Regions from separate parts of the Homo sapiens genome. Here region 1 is linked to region 2. A link is a contact called in ENCODE Hi-C or POLR2A ChIA-PET data. All regions are on one chromosome and are shown on one strand. Each heading gives the region's core, a stretch centred on a gene start or an enhancer-like site at or near the end of the contact. The rest is flanking DNA. Distances are from core to core; before and after follow the strand shown.

Evidence for each region. A loop is a pair of places that touch in the nucleus more often than their neighbours do. ChIA-PET counts read pairs that join two places held with the same protein, here RNA polymerase II (POLR2A). Pooled maps may share reads with other maps.
Region 1: a map of ectodermal cell shows a loop between it and region 2 (2.6-fold over the local background). The contact joins the enhancer-like site here to the promoter of STX18-IT1 in region 2. A Hi-C loop is called at or near these places in 6 of 168 maps with a recorded cell type or tissue (Caco-2, HepG2, OCI-LY7 and 3 more), 18 of 37 single-sample maps with no recorded cell type and 14 of 50 pooled maps. POLR2A ChIA-PET finds 5 or more read pairs at or near these places in 4 of 52 experiments (AG04450, HepG2, activated CD4-positive, alpha-beta T cell and 1 more).

Annotation. Positions count from the first base shown.
Region 1 is chr4:4,658,428-4,661,688 of GRCh38, forward strand. The region is part of intron 5 of LOC124900165; the gene reads left to right. All of the region lies in intron 4 of STX18-AS1 (STX18 antisense RNA 1 (head to head)), which reads left to right. Among named protein-coding and RNA genes, the nearest start is that of SNORD162, 4.3 kb to the right of the region's middle. RefSeq lists an enhancer at 1,663-1,807 and a cis regulatory region at 1,730-1,740. Within about 2 kb of position 1,749, at least 5 of the 41 ENCODE cell types and tissues checked have a DNase peak (open chromatin) inside an H3K27ac peak, as active enhancers do; they include endothelial cell of umbilical vein, where a contact is called at or near this core.
Region 2 is chr4:4,480,410-4,483,918 of GRCh38, forward strand. STX18-IT1 (STX18 intronic transcript 1) reads right to left here and starts at 1,291. Exons shown (of 4, transcript NR_126434.1): 1 at 1,196-1,291. All of the region lies in intron 1 of STX18 (syntaxin 18), which reads right to left.

The DNA of each region.
Region 1 (3,261 bases), core at 499-2,998, 180 kb after region 2:
CTTCCATGTGGTCTTCATGAGATAGTGGGTATCGTCGCCTGCACTTTACAGATGAAGAAACTGAAGGAGAGAGAGCCAAGATTCCTACCCCCAGAAAGGCCGAGATTCAAACCCATTCTGTCTTATGTCAGAACTCCTGCTTGTATCAGTTGGAATTCTGTTTGGAAAAGTAGGTTTATTTTTCTCATGTAACAGGAAACCCGAAGGCAGGTGATTGCTGGTGTTGATTTAGCAGTTCAAGGGAGTAGGACTGACATGTCTGTTTTTCTCTTCACTGTTTTCTCTTGGTTGCAAGATGGCTACTGCTGCTCTGACCATGACATTCCTGTTCAAGGAAGAAAGAAAGGGGAACAGGGGCAGTACCAGCAACATGTGAACCCTTTCACTGAAAAAGTCAAAGCTTTCCAGAATCTGCTAAAGGCTTCTGCTTAGCCCAGCATGGCAGATTGTATTTTCCAAAGATGGTGCCAGCGATATTTCCCATTACACACGCTCTTCTGCAAGGTGCCCTTGCCACTCCCTCATCGAGAGGTAGGGGCTGGGCTGAGAGCGGTGGCTCATGCCTGTAATCCCAGCACTTTGGGAGGCTGAGGCAGGTGGATCACCTGAGGTCAGGAGATGGAAACCAGCCTGGCCAACATGGTGAAAACCTGTATATACTAAAAATACAAAAATTAGCTGGGTGTGATGGTAGGCACTTGTAATCTCAGTTACTTGGGAGGCTGAGGCAGGAGAATCGCTTGAGCCCAGGAGGCAGAAGTTACAATGAGCAGAGATCATGCCACTGCACTTCAGCCTGGGCAACATAGTGAAACTCTGTCTCAAAAAAAAAAAAAAAGGTAGGGGTTGTTTCTCCACTGTCTTGAACTTGGGAAGATCCTATGACTACATAGAACACAACGGAATTGCCTGTGCACAGCTCCAGGTGTGGCCCATAACTGGCTAGGAGCTTCCACCTCCTCCCTCCGCTCTGCAAGAAGTCAGATAACTCAGAGGCTGCCATGTTAGGAGAAACTCTGGAGGAGGAAAAGGCACCTGGAGAGATGGGGGAGCTCAGGGGTTCTGAGGCTCCAGACATGAGGTGAGGCCATCCTGGAGGTGGGTCCTTCAGCCCCAGCCACCTTAACTGGGCCCATGTAGAGCAGAGACAGCCACCCAGCTGGCTCTTCCCGATTGCCTGACCCACAAAACCATCAGCAAAATACAGAAGTTGTCCTAGGCTCCTAAGTTAAGAGGTGTTTGGTTGGACAGGGATAGGTAACTAGAACCTCCATAGTGGCCGAAAGATAACTGGCAGCAGTAGATCACTGGAACCTCCACTTGGCCATGCCTGACCTAAAAGGAGGTTAAGAAAACAAATGTTTAGTTTTTCCAGCCCCAAGATACATGGAGGTAAAGGAGAGGCTCCTCCCACCAGGCGCCCCTGGTTCTCTTTACTTTTGTGATTGAACCAAATAAAAACATCCACCACGCATTGGGCCCTATGTGTCAGGCACACGCAGCTTCTTTCACAAGGCAGGCGGTATTTATGGCTCCCATTTTGCATATGGTAATTACCCAGATTGTCCAGCTAGGAAGAGTTTGAGCCTGGCTTTGGACCCATGAAGGTCAACGCCTTACCCACCTGCTTTGTGGCTATAGCTATAGTGGAGAGTGAGTAGGTTAACAGCTTGGAGAACAGCGTTTTTGGTAGAAGGAACAGCCAGCCAGAGCAAGGATACACAGAATGATGACACAGCGAGGCTGGGGAGGGAACAGGGGTTGTGCAGGATGTGAGTCAGAGACCAGGCTGTTTTGCGGCCTCAAAATCTTGGACTTGAACCTGGAGGCAGCAGGGAGCCACTTCAGGGTCCGTTTCTTTAATTAAAATATTTGAATCAACAATAGAGTCGCATGGCTCACAAACCAACAAATATACAAGGGAAATGGAAAAGTTTCCTTTTGACGTCCCCACTCCCATTTTCATTAGTCTCCCAGGTTAGTTTTCTGTGTCGCCTTTCAGAGTTTAAGTGAAACAATGGTCAGTGAAGATTCTTATTTTTCCTGTTAACACAAAATATTATGGTGTCATTCTGCACCTGGCTTTTTTTGCTTAGTGATGAAAAATTTACCCTTTAAAGTGTATATAATTCAGTGGTTTTTCAGTATGTTTACAGAGTTGTGTAACTGTGACCACTATCTCATTCTAAAATACTCTCATCACCCCAGAAAGAATCCTGACTTTCTATTTCCTTTGTTTTTTTTTTTTTTTTTTGAGATAGAGTCTCGCTCTGTTGCCCAGGCTGGAGTGCAGTGGCACAATCTTGGCTCACTGCAACCTCTGCCTCCTGGGTTCAAGGGATTCTCCTGACTCAGCCTCCCCAGTAGCCGGGATTATAGGCACCCACCACTACTCCCAACTAATTTTTGTATTTTTTTTTTTTTGAGAGAGTCTTGCTCTGTTGCCCAGGCTAGAGTAGAGTGGCACGATCTCGGCTCACTGCAACCTCCACCGCCGAAGTTCAAGCAATTCTCTGCCTCAGCCTCCCAGGTAGCTGGGATTACAGGCACCTGCCACCATGCCTGGCTAATTTTTGTATTTTTAGTAGAGACCATGTTTCACCATCTTGGCCAGGCTGGTCTTGAGCTCCTGAACTCATGATCCATGAGGATCATGGCCTCCCAAAGTGCTGGGATTACAGGCATGAACCATCGCACCCAGCCCAATTTTTGTATTTTTAGTAGAGACAGGGTTGCACCATGTTGGCTAGACTGGTCTAGAACTCCTGATCTCAAGTGATCTTCTGCCCCAGCCTCCCAAAGTGCTGGGATTACAGGTATGAGTCATCATGCCCAGCTCTTTCTATTTCCTATATTGCCCTGGCAACCATGAATCTCTTTTCTAATAGTTTATCTTGCAGATCTTTGCATATCAGAGCACAGAACACTTTTTTTTTTTTTTTTTTTTTTTTTTTTTTTTTTTTTTTTGGAGAGAGGGTCTTGCTCTCTCACCCAGACTGGAGTGCGATGGCACAATCACAGCTCCCTGCACTCTCCTTGACCTTCCTGGCTCAAGCGATCCTCCTGCTTCAGCTTTCCAAGAAGCTGAAACTACAGGTCCATGCCACCATGCCTGGCTAAGTTTTAAATTTTTGGTAGAGACAGGGATCTCCTTATATTGCTCAGGCTGGTCTTGAACTCCTAGGCTTAAGGGATTCTCCCACCTTGGCCTCCCAAAGTGCTGGAATTACAGGAGTGAGACACTACACCTACCTAGTCTTT
Region 2 (3,509 bases), core at 41-2,540:
GTCTTCTGACTCACTCCTATGCGTGAGGCTCTGCTCAGGTGTCACACCTCCTAAAGGCTTCCCTGCTAACTCGAGGCCAGGTTAAGGATCCATCTTGCAAATACATCCCTTGCAGAGATGTCACCATCTTCTGAGTTTTGAATTGTTTTCATGTCTCCCTGACATAAGCTGCTGAGGCGTCTGCCTAGCCCAAAGTGGCTCCTCAATAACTATTTAATGCTCCACATGGGATTTTCTTTTTTTAAAAAACTTTTTGAATTGATTTTCTATCCCCTTCAAGAATCAGTAATAGGGTACAATAAACTCCAAACATACTAAGGCAGCCACATACTTCCCATTATCCACTAGATGGCAACACAAGTATTAGAGCAGCAGTAATAACAGGACCTCTCAAAAACAGCAGTTTTTTCCCAAGGACTTTAAAAATTTCTCTGATTCTTTTGATCTGGAATCAAAGGATTAATAAAGGTTCACCATTCTGTGCAGGAGGAAGCTGAAATGAGATTGTTTTTAAGCATACATATGCACTACAGATGAGTTGAGTCCAGGAATATTCTGAAACACTGCACTCTAGGCAGATTCCACACAAAGGGAGCTCTGGGAGCATGGCTGCCAGCTGCCATCCCAGGCGGCAGGCCCAGCTTTGTTTTTATGTGTCACCCACAGAACAGCCTTGCTAGCTGTTCCTTCGTGGGTGTTTTGTGAATTACCCAAAGCACGATATACTGTACAACAAAAACCCTGGTACAAAATGATGGGATTCTTCTCAAAGAGCGACCGCATTCTGACTGTGGGGAGAGTTCAAAGCAGTCGGCAAGTGTCCTTTGCTGATCACAGCAGTGGTTTGACTTGCAAACCCCCTCACCCTTCCCAGGATGATAGAAATTCTGTTCTGCTGGCACTCACAACACTTCCAACAAAGACCTGATTGATTATGGAACACTAAGTACTGATTTGCATAATTTGCCTCTGCAAGAAACAAGCATTGTTCAAGATTAAAGAGACTCCAGTAGGTCCCTCTGGCATATTGTAAAAAGGTCCCTGTAACACAAAATCATTATTTTTTTTTCATTCAATCAGTGGACACAGCTTGCTGTTCAGTTAGTATGCAGCCAAAGGCACAGCCAGAAAAACCACTGCTGTATGTTTGCCAACTACTGACAAGTTAAAGTGATTTTTCACAAGGATCATGTACCCAAGTTTAATTTGGAGCCCACTGACTAAATTCCGAGTCTAACTCCTTTCACTCTTAATTGAAAAATGCATCAATAGCAATTACTAAGTCAGAGCTAAAAGTTCAGAACTAACACACCTCTGGAGCATGTTGACCTGCTGATGTCACAGTGGGGACTGTCTGAGTCCTATCCCTGTGCAAAAGAAGCTCCCCAGTGACCAATCACCCACAAAAGAGGCTAGCACAGCCACAGACATTCCACTGTGCTCAGGACCACAGCAGCGAGTTTGTTGAGGGAATACATAAAGGAACTGTTCCTTTCTCGCTTTCTTCTTTTCTTTCAGCAGTTGTTGAGTAAGCAACTCCTGTCACTTTCCCCCAATTCCTACTGAGGGGGACACTCTTCACCAGGCCTCACCAAACTCGGATGGCTCTCCTCCCTGCTCCTGCCTCCTCCTTCCTTGTCCCCTCCTGAAGCACTAGCCTCCCTCGGGTTCCAGAACACCACTGTCTCTAGGTTCTTTTCTAAAACCTATAACTCCTTTTCTTCACCTTCATTCATTCCCTCTCTGCCTTTGTTAATCTCTGAAACTTCTTGTAAGTTCAGCCCTTGGCTCTTTCTTTACATGTTCTTGCTAAGCTCACTCATTCCAATCCATAGCTTTATTTACTGTCTACATGAATTGTCCACCCAGCCGCTGCCTCCCTCCTGTGTTCAAGCTGAGTGTATCCAAATGCTTTTTAGATACTGCCACTGTGTGTCCCACTGACGCCTCAAAAGCAATATGTCCCAACGGTATCCTCATGCAGCCACTCACACCCTCTGGCTTACTCCTAGTCCCTCCTGTTCTGACGGCCCCAAAGAGAAAGTCTTCATCCTTTCTAGATTCCAAGTTAGAACACCTTGGCCATTTTACACTCTTCTCTCTTTTTCACCCTACAAATGAAATTGGTCAGTCAGTCCCATCCACTCACCTTGTTAAACACTGGCTAAAGGAGCCAGCTCCATCTACCAGCTTCTGTTCCTGCACTTCCTGCAACCACCTGCGTGCCAGACCACAGAGCCTTTCCTTAAGCAAGCCTCCTCTTCTCTGCCCTGCACTCTGGCACCTGCTTCTCTCTGCCCAGAATGTCTTCATTCCCATCACTCAACTTCTACTCAAAATTGCAGGCCCAAGGAGGCTTTAAAATATAGTATTCTGGGTTCACTTTCCACCTTCCTTGAGGCAAGCTGTAAGTGATAAATGTTAGCTGAATATATCAAGTTCTTTATTCCATCAGTCTGGAAATCTTACCAGAAAAAATAAATAAGGCCATCTTAACCTAGGAAAAGTATAATCAATAGCTAAATAACCTATTGCTAAGAACCAATACTAATCTTACGGGACTGCGGCTTCCAGAATTCAGCATATGTCTTTTTAGAGACAGAAGGAGAGAAAACATGTGCACAAAAGAGGAGACTGACTTTTCTAGATCCAACCTTCTTACTGCAGAGAGTCTCAAGTAACAGACAATGAGGCTGGTTAACAGGGGGGCATGGGTGGTTAACACTAGGTAGGTGGATTTAGCAGTCTAATTTCTCATATTAGCAACTAACTTTCTAACAACCTGGAACGTATAGCTTCCTTTCTAATATTAAGCCCCTATCATCTTTAAAGAAACCCAGAAATTAAAAAAAACAAAAACCTAGAATCTTAGTGTTGATGACACAAAGAACTCATGATTTAATTTCAAAAGTTGAGTGGCACCTTATAATGCTTAAGATTCCCATTAAACTCAATGCAACTTCCATTTTAAAAGACTTCTAGGACTCTTACACCCATAGAAAAAAACAAATGTTTATTATGCACTCAACTCTTCCTCCTCACTCCTTCCAGCCCCAACTTACTAACTTCAATCTAATTAAACATCTTCATTCCCATTCTTCTAGTTCCCCAAACTACAATTATTTGGCATTACTGAACACATTCCCACTATTTCTGAAGCTCTGTCCACTCCCGGTTTACCTGACCTTACTATTTGCCTAGAACAGGCTAGATGACACACAGAGCAGTGACTACCTCCCTGCTTGGATGGTTAAGACTAGCAAGGATCTAGAAGACACCTGCTTTGCCAAAAGAGCAGCATGATAGGGCACCCACTGCCTCTCCCTGGCCATCCATTTCACCTCAGACAGTAAAAAGTTCTTTCTTACTCTGAATCGAGGTCAGCTACTGTGATCTACTCCACCTGAGTCTTCTCTCTTCTCCAAGCTAATCATTCCCAATCCTCTCAGGAATTTTTTTTTTCCTTTTTGAGACAGAGTGTCGCTCCTGTTGCCCAGGCTGGAGTGCAG